Regions from separate parts of the Homo sapiens genome. Here region 2 is linked to region 1. Evidence: read pairs that join two places in POLR2A ChIA-PET (ENCODE). Cell type or tissue: B cell. All regions are shown on one strand. Each heading gives the region's core, and the rest is flanking DNA. Links, peaks and the distances in the headings are about the cores only.

The links. ChIA-PET counts read pairs that join two places held together with the same protein. Peaks named below come from ENCODE experiments on the same cell type or tissue, not always from the same donor. Only the 100,000 strongest peaks of a DNase experiment are listed, where the experiment ranks them.
Region 2: POLR2A ChIA-PET joins it to region 1 with 16 read pairs; 1 of 35 experiments calls an interaction of 5 or more read pairs at or near these places.

The regions. Positions count from the first base shown.
Region 1 is chr19:38,211,933-38,217,296 of GRCh38, reverse strand. It overlaps DPF1 (double PHD fingers 1), which reads left to right. Exons shown (of 12, transcript NM_001135155.3): 8 at 894-944; 9 at 1,038-1,157; 10 at 3,541-3,653; 11 at 4,936-5,017; 12 at 5,164-5,364. The coding sequence ends at 5,234. Among named protein-coding and RNA genes, the nearest start is that of DPF1, 9.6 kb to the left of the region's middle. RefSeq lists an enhancer at 1-149. In B cell, for the core only: no CTCF peak of the experiment used is centred there; DNase peaks (open chromatin) are centred at 3,066 and 3,146; H3K27me3 peaks cover 2,021 bases.
Region 2 is chr19:39,821,552-39,826,915 of GRCh38, reverse strand. DYRK1B (dual specificity tyrosine phosphorylation regulated kinase 1B) reads left to right here. Exons shown (of 11, transcript NM_004714.3): 9 at 1-244; 10 at 630-736; 11 at 830-1,566. The coding sequence ends at 1,201. Among named protein-coding and RNA genes, the nearest start is that of MIR6719, 5.6 kb to the left of the region's middle. RefSeq lists enhancers at 1,117-2,101, 2,244-2,633, 2,102-3,088. In B cell, for the core only: no CTCF peak of the experiment used is centred there; a DNase peak (open chromatin) is centred at 2,255; H3K4me3 peaks cover 1,364 bases; H3K27ac peaks cover 1,834 bases.

The DNA of each region.
Region 1 (5,364 bases), core at 122-5,121:
TGGCAACCAACCATCGCTCCTTCGCTCCTGGCCGGGCGTAATATTTCTGGGTCTGATTTATTGTTTCAATTAGAGCTTGGGGAGGGGGGGTGATAGATGGCTCCCCTCCCGCCCTGCCTTCCCTTTCTCCTTTCTCTGCTAAGCTTTGGTCAAGGGGCAGGGTCTGTGGCCTGGGAGCCCTTGGCTTCCGCCCTTGCCAATCCCATGCCAGTTCTGACAGCTGAAGGATGGGGGAGGGGAGGAGGGTTTGGGAGAGGCAGTAGGGAGACACTGTCTTCCCACCTATCTCTCAGAGGCAGAGGCTGAGTGTCTTCACCCCTGGCCACTACACACCCACGCACCTCAGTGTTCGGAGTTTTTCTTCCGAGTGTCTGTTTCCATACCAGATCTTGGCTGGGGTACTCGCTGAATTTGTTAGATACAAATTACTGAGGGTGCAGTTGGGAGTGGCTGGCTGGGAGACATGTATGTGAGAAGGGAGGCAGGGAGCCCTTCCTCAAGCTGTCTACCAAGTTTTGACCCAATAAAGAGGACATGTCAGTTGTCTCAAGGAGTTGGGAATCCTGGCTGGGTGCAGTGGCTCACGCTTATAATCCCGCCACTTTGTGGCAGTGGCCGAGGTGGGAGGATCACTGGAGGCCAGGAGTTGGAGACCAGCCTGGGCAACATACCAAGACCCTGCCTTTATTTTTAATTGAAAAAAAAATTTAAAAAGGCAGAGTTGGGAGTCCCGATGAGAACTGTTTTCACCTCTCCCCACAGCTTGGGGTAGCTACTCACTCTTCCCAGCTCCCCACGCCTGGACTAAGAGGTCCATCCTTGGGGCTGAGGCTGGGGGCAGGGTGGAGCCTTGCCTGTGGTGAGAGTCCCTCTCTCTGTCCCCCCTACCCCAGAGTTTTACAAAGAATTGGCCTGGGTCCCTGAGGCACAAAGGAAACACACAGGTACGGATGCCTCCTTCTGCTCCTAAAGTCTGCAGCCACCTTTGCGGGGTGCCCTTGCCTGCCCCGTGCCAATGCCTGTCTGCTGTCTTGCAGCCAAGAAGGCGCCCGACGGCACTGTCATCCCCAACGGCTACTGTGACTTCTGCCTGGGGGGCTCCAAGAAGACGGGGTGTCCCGAGGACCTCATCTCCTGTGCGGACTGTGGGCGATCAGGTGATGCTCCCCACCTGAGGTTTCTGGGGGCCGGGTGCAGAGGACATTCAGGAGTGCAGACCTGGAGGGAGGGAGGCAAGGCGGTGAGGACCGAGGGGACCCGGAGCATGTAGGGGATACTGTGGATAACCAGAGCTAGCGAGGCTGATGCAACTGCTGAGGATTGTGGGAATTGGGTCGGATCAGTGAGGCTTTAGGGATAATGGGATGTGGCTCTCATGGCACTGTGGGTAGCTGCCTGTGCTTAGCATGGCATCAAGAGTAGTGAGAGGCCAGGTGTGGTGGCTCACGCCTGTAATCCCAGCACTTTGGGAGGCAGAGGTGGGAGGATCACTTGAGGCCAGGAATTTGAGACCAGCCTGAGCAACATAGCAAGACCCCCATCTCTACAAAAAATTTAAAAATTATCCAGGTGTGTTGTTGTGCACCTGTAATCCCAGCAACTCAGGAGGCTGAGGCCGGAGGCTCCCTTGAGCCCAGGAGTTTGAGACCAGCCTGGGCAACATAGTGAGATCCCATCTATATATAAAAAAAGTTAGCTGGGCATGGTGTTGCACCCCATTAGCCCCAGCTACTCGGGAGGCTGAAGTGGGAGGCTCGCTTGAGCCCAGAAGGTTTTTGTTTTGTTTTGTTTTGTTTTGTTTTTTGAGACAGAGTCTCCCTCTGTCACCCAGGCTGGAGTGCATTGGCATGATCTTGGCTCACTGCAACCTCCGCCTCCTGGGTTCAAGTGATTCTTGTGCTTCAGCCTCCCGAGTAGCTAGGATTACAGGCACCCGCCACCATGCCTGGCTAATTTTTAATATTTTTAGTAGAGACGGGGGTTTCACCATGTTGGCCAGGCTGGTCTCAAACTCCTGACCTCAGGTGATCTGCCTGCCTTGACCTCCCAAAGTGCTGGGATTACAGGCGTGAGCCACCGCAGCACCCAGCCCCTTGAATCTGGGAGTTTTTGACTAGCCAGGGCAACATAATGAGAGCCCATCTATTAAAAAAAAAATAGGCCAGGCTGGGTGATGTGGCTCACATCTGTAATCCCAGCACTTTGGGAGGCTGGGGCGAGCAGATCATGAGGTCAAGAGATCAAGACCATCCTGGCCAACATGGTGAAACCCCATCTCTATAAAAATACAAAATTTAGCTGGGTGTGGTGGTGCGTGCCTGTAGTTCCAGCTACTCCGGAGGCTGAGGCAGGAGAATCGCTTGAACCCGGGGCTCAGAGGTTGCCATGAGCCAAGATTGCACCACTGCACTCCACCCTGGGTATCAGAGCAAGACTCCGTCTCAAAAAAAAAAAAAAAAAAAAAAGGCTGGGCATAGTTTCGCACCCCATTAGTCCCAGCTACTCGGGAGGCTGAGGTGGGAGGATCGCTGGAGCCTGGGAGGTCAAGGCTGCAGAGTGCACTGTGATGGTGCCACTATGCTGCAGCCTGGGCAACAGAGTGAGACCTTGTTTCAAAAACCAAAACAAGACAAAAGGAGTAGCAAGAGACAGGGGCCAAGGCATGGCAGGTAGTGGGCTGTGTGGTGTGAGTGACGGACACCACCACCTGGGCACCGGTAGCAGGATGAGCTCGCCATAGAGTTGTGGTTAACAGAATGTGGTTTCCCATGGTGGGCTTGTGGGCAATATAGACTCTGGTTGCCTCAGCACAGTAGGTCATGAATTGTGGTTGTCGTGGCATCATGGGTAGTGAAATATGGTTGTCATGGCAACTCAGTATAATGGAATGTAGTTGTGATGGCACCGGGGCCGTGGTTGCAGGGGGCGGGCGCCATGGGTCGTGGCTGCAGGTAGCGGCTGCGGGTGTCTCTGCAGCGGGGCTGTGGAATGACTAAGCCTGGCGCTGCACAGTGCTGTGATGTGAGTAACAGTTTTGTTGCTGGGGCACCAAGTGGAATGGACTTCAGTTGCATGAAACCGAAGTGTGGGGACCCCGTTGTGGAAGGTGGTTGCCATGGCATTGTGGCTGGGAGAGTGTGGTTGCCACGTTGCTGTGGTTAACAGGACCCCTGGCCGTTCTGCTGTGGGTAATGGAAAGTGGCTGTCTCAGCACGGTGGTTAACAGAATGTGGTTGCCACGGTGTTGTGGGTGGTAGAAAGTGGTTGGCACAGCACTGTGGGTAATGGAATGCGGTTGCCATGGCGTTCTGGGGAGCAGAGTGTGGTTGCCATGGTGGTTGTGGTAGGAGACTGTGGTGGCCGGGGGACTGCTGCCGGCCACGTGGTTGCTGGGCAGGTGTGGGGTCAGGCTGTGGATCCCGGCAGCTCATCCTGGCGTCATGAGCCAGGGGTAGGGGCTGAGCTATGGCTCCCCTGCCGGTCAGTGCCCACCAGGGGCACGGTGACCTCCTAACTGCACCCCTGCCCCTTGGCCCCCAGGACACCCCTCGTGTTTACAATTCACGGTGAACATGACGGCAGCCGTGCGGACCTACCGCTGGCAGTGCATCGAGTGCAAATCCTGCAGCCTGTGCGGAACCTCCGAGAACGACGTGAGTGCCGCCCGCCCCCCGCGTGCCCTGCTGCCCGCCCCGCCTGGCACGTCCACCTCTGCCCCTTAAGCCTAAAGCCTGTGCCTGAGCCTTCCCTGGTGAACACCAGTCCCCTGTGTTATCATTATGCCGGTGTCCATAAATCGAACCTGGCCCTTTTTCCTCTTCATCTCTCTGGATCCTCCCAACCACCCTCTGAAGCAGGTGGTCTTGTTTCCACTTCACAGGGAAGAAACTGAGCTCAGAGAGGGAAAGAGACCTGCCCAGGGTCAGCCAGCTAGGGAAATGGCAGAGCTGAGATTTAAAGCCATGACCACTGCTGGCAGAGCTGGTATCAGATCATCTTAGGGTTGTTTAAAGCCTTCCACAGGCGGAGCGCGGTGGCTCACGCCTGGAATCCCAGCACTCTGGGAGGCTGAGGTGGGTGGACCACCTGAGATCAGGAGTTTGAGACCAGCCTGGCCAACGTGGTGAAACCCCATCTCTACAAAAATACAGAAATTAGCTGGGTGCCTGTAATCCCAGCTACTCGGGAGGCTGAGGCAGGAGAATGGCTTGAGCCCAGGAGGTGGAGATTGCAGTGAGCCGAGATGGCGCCACTGCACACTCCAGCCTGGGTGACAGAGCGAGATTCCGTCTCAAAAAAAAAAAAAACAAACAAAAACAAAAGCCATGACCGTTTCTGGCAGAGCTGCTATCAGATCATCTTGGTGTCATTTAAACTTCCCACAGACCGGGAGCGGTGGCCCACCTGTGTAATCCCAGCACTTTGGGAGGCTGAGGAATTTTGAGCCCAGGAGTTCTAGACCAGACCAGCCTGGGCAACATAGTGAGACTCCCGTCTCAAAAAAAAAAAAAAAAAAAAAAAAGTCGTGCATGGTGGCGCACACCTGTAGTCCCAGCTCAGGAGACTGAGGCAGGAGAATCACTTGAGCCCCAAGGAGTGTGAGGCTGCAGTGAGCTGTGACTGCACCACCGCACTTCCAGCCTGGGCAACAGGGTAGGACCCTGTCTCTAAAAATATAAAATAATAATAATAATAAGCCTTCCACAGAGCCTTATAAAACCCCCACTATAAATCGCAAAGGGACTGTCCTGAGGGATATGTGTTTGGCTAAGCAGTGTTGCGCACACATTTCCTGCTGCAAAGACCTTCTCAGAACCTTTCTCGGAAGGCCTCACCTCCCCCAGCCCCCTTGACCTAGCCCCTGCCCCAGCCCCCCACCCCCGTTTCTGGTGCCCGTGCCCCCAGGGTGCCAGCTGGGCGGGTCTCACCCCCCAGGACCAGCTGCTGTTTTGTGATGACTGCGATCGGGGTTACCACATGTACTGCCTGAGTCCCCCCATGGCGGAGCCCCCGGAAGGTGAGAGGAGAGGTGGGCATCCCATGGGGCGGGTGGGTGGGAACGCCATCTCCTGGTTGTGGAAGACTGTGTGTCCTCGGGGTGGGAAGGGGCTGGGGCAGCCCTCCCGGACCCGGGCCTGACTTCAGCTTCGGCTGCCCCCGCAGGGAGCTGGAGCTGTCACCTCTGTCTCCGGCACCTGAAGGAAAAGGCTTCTGCTTACATCACCCTCACCTAGGCCGGCTCGGCTCGCCGCGACTCTGGGGTGGTGCTCGCCTACCTGCCTCTCCGAGCTCCTCAATTCTCCCCCACCCTGAACATCCCGCAGGGGGAGGGGGAGAGGGGGAAGCCGAGAGGGGGCTGGGCCA
Region 2 (5,364 bases), core at 49-5,048, 1.6 Mb before region 1:
CGGGCGGGGGAGCCGGGCCACAGCCCCGCCGACTACCTCCGCTTCCAGGACCTGGTGCTGCGCATGCTGGAGTATGAGCCCGCCGCCCGCATCAGCCCCCTGGGGGCTCTGCAGCACGGCTTCTTCCGCCGCACGGCCGACGAGGCCACCAACACGGGCCCGGCAGGCAGCAGTGCCTCCACCTCGCCCGCGCCCCTCGACACCTGCCCCTCTTCCAGCACCGCCAGCTCCATCTCCAGTTCTGGTGGGTGCCCAGGTGCCCAAATGGGGTACAACGGGTGGGGGCTGCTCAGGTTTGGCCTGTCCTGGGGGACCTGGTTACTGGGTCTTCACACAAAGCGCCGAAACTGATCCTGAACTGTAAGATGACGTGTGGGATGGGAGAGCTCCAACTGGCCCTGACACAATCACTGAAATTGGGCTCAGAGCCCTGAAACTGGTTCTGACTCTAAAACCCAAAACTGAATTCCAACCCAGAATCTCAGAATTGGGCCCGGTGCTTCAGATGGGCTCTGCTCTTGAAGCCTGAACCTGAGCCTGGGCCGTGACCTTCCCTCAGCCATCCCAAAACCCACTCGCCACCTTCTCTCACCTTATGCCCCTTCACCTCTCCTCCCTGGCACTTCCAGGAGGCTCCAGTGGCTCCTCCAGTGACAACCGGACCTACCGCTACAGCAACCGATATTGTGGGGGCCCTGGGCCCCCTATCACAGACTGTGAGATGAACAGCCCCCAGGTAATGGGGCTTTGGGGGCTTTGGAGGTGGGTGGTGGTGCCTGGGGCTTAGAGACCAGGGTCTCCATCACCCATGGCTCCTTTGCTTTTTTAGGTCCCACCCTCCCAGCCGCTGCGGCCCTGGGCAGGGGGTGATGTGCCCCACAAGACACATCAAGCCCCTGCCTCTGCCTCGTCACTGCCTGGGACCGGGGCCCAGTTACCCCCCCAGCCCCGATACCTTGGTCGTCCCCCATCACCAACCTCACCACCACCCCCGGAGCTGATGGATGTGAGCCTGGTGGGCGGCCCTGCTGACTGCTCCCCACCTCACCCAGCGCCTGCCCCCCAGCACCCGGCTGCCTCAGCCCTCCGGACTCGGATGACTGGAGGTCGTCCACCCCTCCCGCCTCCTGATGACCCTGCCACTCTGGGGCCTCACCTGGGCCTCCGTGGTGTACCCCAGAGCACAGCAGCCAGCTCGTGACCCTGCCCCCTCCCTGGGGCCCCTCCTGAAGCCATACCCTCCCCCATCTGGGGGCCCTGGGCTCCCATCCTCATCTCTCTCCTTGACTGGAATTGCTGCTACCCAGCTGGGGTGGGTGAGGCCTGCACTGATTGGGGCCTGGGGCAGGGGGGTCAAGGAGAGGGTTTTGGCCGCTCCCTCCCCACTAAGGACTGGACCCTTGGGCCCCTCTCCCCCTTTTTTTCTATTTATTGTACCAAAGACAGTGGTGGTCCGGTGGAGGGAAGACCCCCCCTCACCCCAGGACCCTAGGAGGGGGTGGGGGCAGGTAGGGGGAGATGGCCTTGCTCCTCCTCGCTGTACCCCCAGTAAAGAGCTTTCTCACATGCCTGCCTGAGCGTTTGCAGGGCCTCGGCTCCCCTCACCCGACCCTCAGAGGCATGGTGGGGAAGGGGGTTTGCGGAGGGGGTGCTGGAGGAGCTCTGGTGTGGAGACGTCTCGTGGGGAAGCTGTGGCGCGTGTTGCAGGCATGAGTCTGCAGGTCTGGGGCATCAGCATTCTAGATAGATCGTGGACAGGATCCTGGCCTACATTTGCCTTTTCCTGGGTAAATAGACCCTGAAAGGGTAAAGGTTCAGCTCTGGCCTGTCTCTGGGAAACAGGTGCCCTAATAAGCCGGGGCGTCCGCAGACTTAGCACAAGAGTGGCTCCTCATGCCAAGCAGGCGTCCAGTAGCAGCTGAGTACACTTAGGAGGCTTTGTTGGTGCCATCTGGGGAACAGGCAGACAATAGGTACAGACTCTGTCCCCACGTGTACTGTCCAGCTCTTTGGAATCATCGCGAAACAAAGAGTTTTGAGATTCTGAGACAAAAAGATTTTCCCGGGGTTCCAGGTAAGTGGTCCTGTTTCCACGGTAATTTGGAAATGTACGTCTCCCAACCGGCCAATCAAGAGCCCAGTTCAAAGGGTACCGTCTGCCACCACTGGGGCTCGGCGCTTTGTGGGAAATGAAGTTCTACTTAGCAATCGCTTTCTGCGGTGTTCGTTGGGGAACTACAGCAACCAGAGTTCTTTTCTCTCAGGCTTGGGGGCGGGTTTTCAGGCAGCCAATGAGCAGTCTGAGGTCCCGGGGCCTGGATGTTCATGGTGTTTAGGAGAGGGAGAGAAGGCTGTGACTGGGTGGCTTTGGCGCAGGTGTTGAGGTCTCCGAGGTGTGCAGAAGGTGGGTGCGGCGCCGTCCCGGGAGAGAGTGCCGGTTGTCGCTCACAGTTCCAGAGCGGGCAGTAGACGCCGAGGCCTGAAGAGGCCCCAGCACGCGGACATCACTGGCCGCTGTGCCTGGCCCGGCTTGCGGGAAGCCCCGCTCAGTGGGAGAGACAGGCAAGACCCCGTTGCGGACCTATGTATGTTCACTAATGGAGGCGGCATGGAACGCGGTGGGAACCCGAGGAGACCTTGGTAGGAAGATCATCCCGGAAGACTAGGAGCTGTCTGAGCTGAGACCTGAAGACGGAAGGATGTTTTGGGGGTCGGGGGCGGTGTGGTGGAATGGTTTGCGCAAAGGCAGAGAGAAACAGCCTGTTGTGTGAACATGGACTGCAGGCGATCTGGTGTTGGTGATCATACTGAAAATTCTGTATGAATGAGATGTGGAAGATTTTCTTGATCATTTAGGGACCTTGGATTTTGTCCTGAGAGCAATGAAGAGCCATGGGAGGATTTTTAGTAGGGAAGGGGTACGGCCCAGTTTGCTGTGACATGAGAATAGATTAACGGGAAAGTGACTGGGGTCAGGAAACCCAGGGTGGCAGATGTGACAGATTCCTAGGCAAGAGGTGTTGGGAATGGATCAGGGCAGGGGCCACCGTAGGGAGGGCAAGAGGGGATGGGAGAGACGTCCAGAAGGTTGACAGGCTGTGTGGGAGGGGGAGGCGGAGAGGAGTGGAGAAGGGATATCTCCAGCGCGTAGAGCAGATGCTCAGTGGCTAATGTCTTGAATGAACAATCCTAGGAGGCAGGTGCTGATGTGATCTCCCATTTGTAAATGATACCTAGGACAGAAAAGTTTAGGTAACTTGACCATTATCAATACCTAGGAAGGGGAGGGCCCAGGATGTGTGTGTGTGTGTGTGTGTGTGTGTGTGTGTGTGTGTGCGCGCGTACCATTAACTTACCAAGGAGACATCAGCAGGGCCAGATCACGTAGGTCTTGTGAGGAATTTGGGAGAGGCATGGAAATGTATATGTCACTTTTTTTTTTTTTTTTTTTTTTTAGACGGAGTCTCACTCTGTCTCCAGGCTGTAGTGCAGTGGCGTGATCTCGGCTCACTGCAACCTCCGCCTCCCGGGTTCAAGCAATTCTCCTGCCTCAGCCTCCCGAGTAGCTGGGACTACAGGCACACGCCACCATGCCCAGCTAATTTTTGTATTTTTAGTGGAGACTGGATTTCACCATGTTGGCCAGGATGGTCTTGATCTCTTGACCTTGTGATCTGCCTGCCTCGGCCTCCCATTATGTGTCACATTTCTATGTCCATCCCAGAATCTCTCCCCTGAGCTCCTGACTGGCTGCCTTCCTCATAACCTGTTGGTAATCTAGAGGTATCTCCAGAGTAATTTTGATCAAATTGAGCTCCTGCTCCTTTCCCCAAAATTTTTTCCCTGCATGTTCATCTCAGTAAATGCTCCCCCCATCCTCTCCAGGCCCAAACCACTGGAATTGTCCTTTACTCCTCTTTCTGTCTTATATTCATGTCTGTCAGCTAATATACCTGACCACTTCTCCCCACCTTCACTCCTGTCCACCCTTATCTCCTTCACAGACCATTATGGCAGGCTCCTCAGTGATCTCTCTGCTCTCACCCCTGCCCCCAGAGTGTTCCTTACATGCAGCTGGAGGGATGCTGTGAGCACCTGTATCAGGTCATATCCCTCCCCCGCTCAGAACACTTCCAAGGCTACATCTTGCTCGGGGTAAAACCCAGAGTCCTCTGCAAGGCCCTGCATTGTCTGCCCTCATCACCTCTCTGACATCATCTACTCTTCTTACTCCCTGTGCTCCAGCCACACTGGCCCGAGGGCCTTTGTGCTTGCTCTTTTCTTTGCCTAAAGAACTCATCTATCAAATAGCCCAGACTTGTTCCTTCCTCTTTAGGTCTCTCCTGAGATGTCACTGCCTTCCTGAGATCTTCCCTCACCACCCTTCTAAATTTGTGACTTATAGTCACATCTATCTTTGCTTCTTTAACTTTATCCTTAGCATTAATCATATTACTGTTTAACACTCTGTAGAATTTATCTGTGTTTATGGTCTGTCTCCCCTGACCCTTACCTCTAGGAGACTGTTGACTTCATCAGGGAAGGGGCTTTTGTCTACTTCCTCCGTTATCTCCAACACATAGAAAAGTGCTTGGCACACAGTTAGGGCTCAGTAACTACTTATCAAATAAACTATTGAAGAGCACATATCTGGATCCCAGCATGGCGGGGACTCTGCCGATCCCCTTTCTACAGAACTCCAAGGAGCTGCCTTAAAGTTTTCTGAGGGCTCAAGATATTCAACAAGTATTTCACCTTGCCTCTTCTTTCTCCTCAGCATTGGGAACACAGAAGAGAACAAAATATTCCCCTACCCCTATAGAACCTACAGTAATAGGGACAGTAATTTAGACTATCAAATAATCACACGTGTGAAATTACCAAGAAAGGTAGAGAGTGTTATAAGAATACTTGATAGGAAATCAAATCCGGATCCTAGGAAATGAGGTTTGAGGTGATGAAGGAGTAGGCATTAACTCCTTTAAGAGATAAGAGTTTGGGATGGTTGGAGCCTAGAGGCTGATGCAGAGCAAGAGGTCAGACCTTGTGTATGCCATAAGGAGTTTGGGTGTTTACCCCACATGTAGTGGGAAGTTGTAGAATTTTAAGCTGGGGACAGGAGCGTGGTCAGGTGTTTGTGTGTGTGTGTATGTGTGTGTGTGTGTTTCCTTCTAAAATTCTTCACACTAAAGTGTACTTTAAAAGACTCCTCTGGCTTCTGTGTGGGGAATTGACTATAAGGCATTAAGGATTAAAGTAGGGAGACCAGTGACAAGGCTGTTACTGTGGAATTAAAATAGCTGTGATTGAAGACAGCCACACATTCTTTGCTGTTTTTCCTATCAAGAGGTGGAGTCTCCTTCC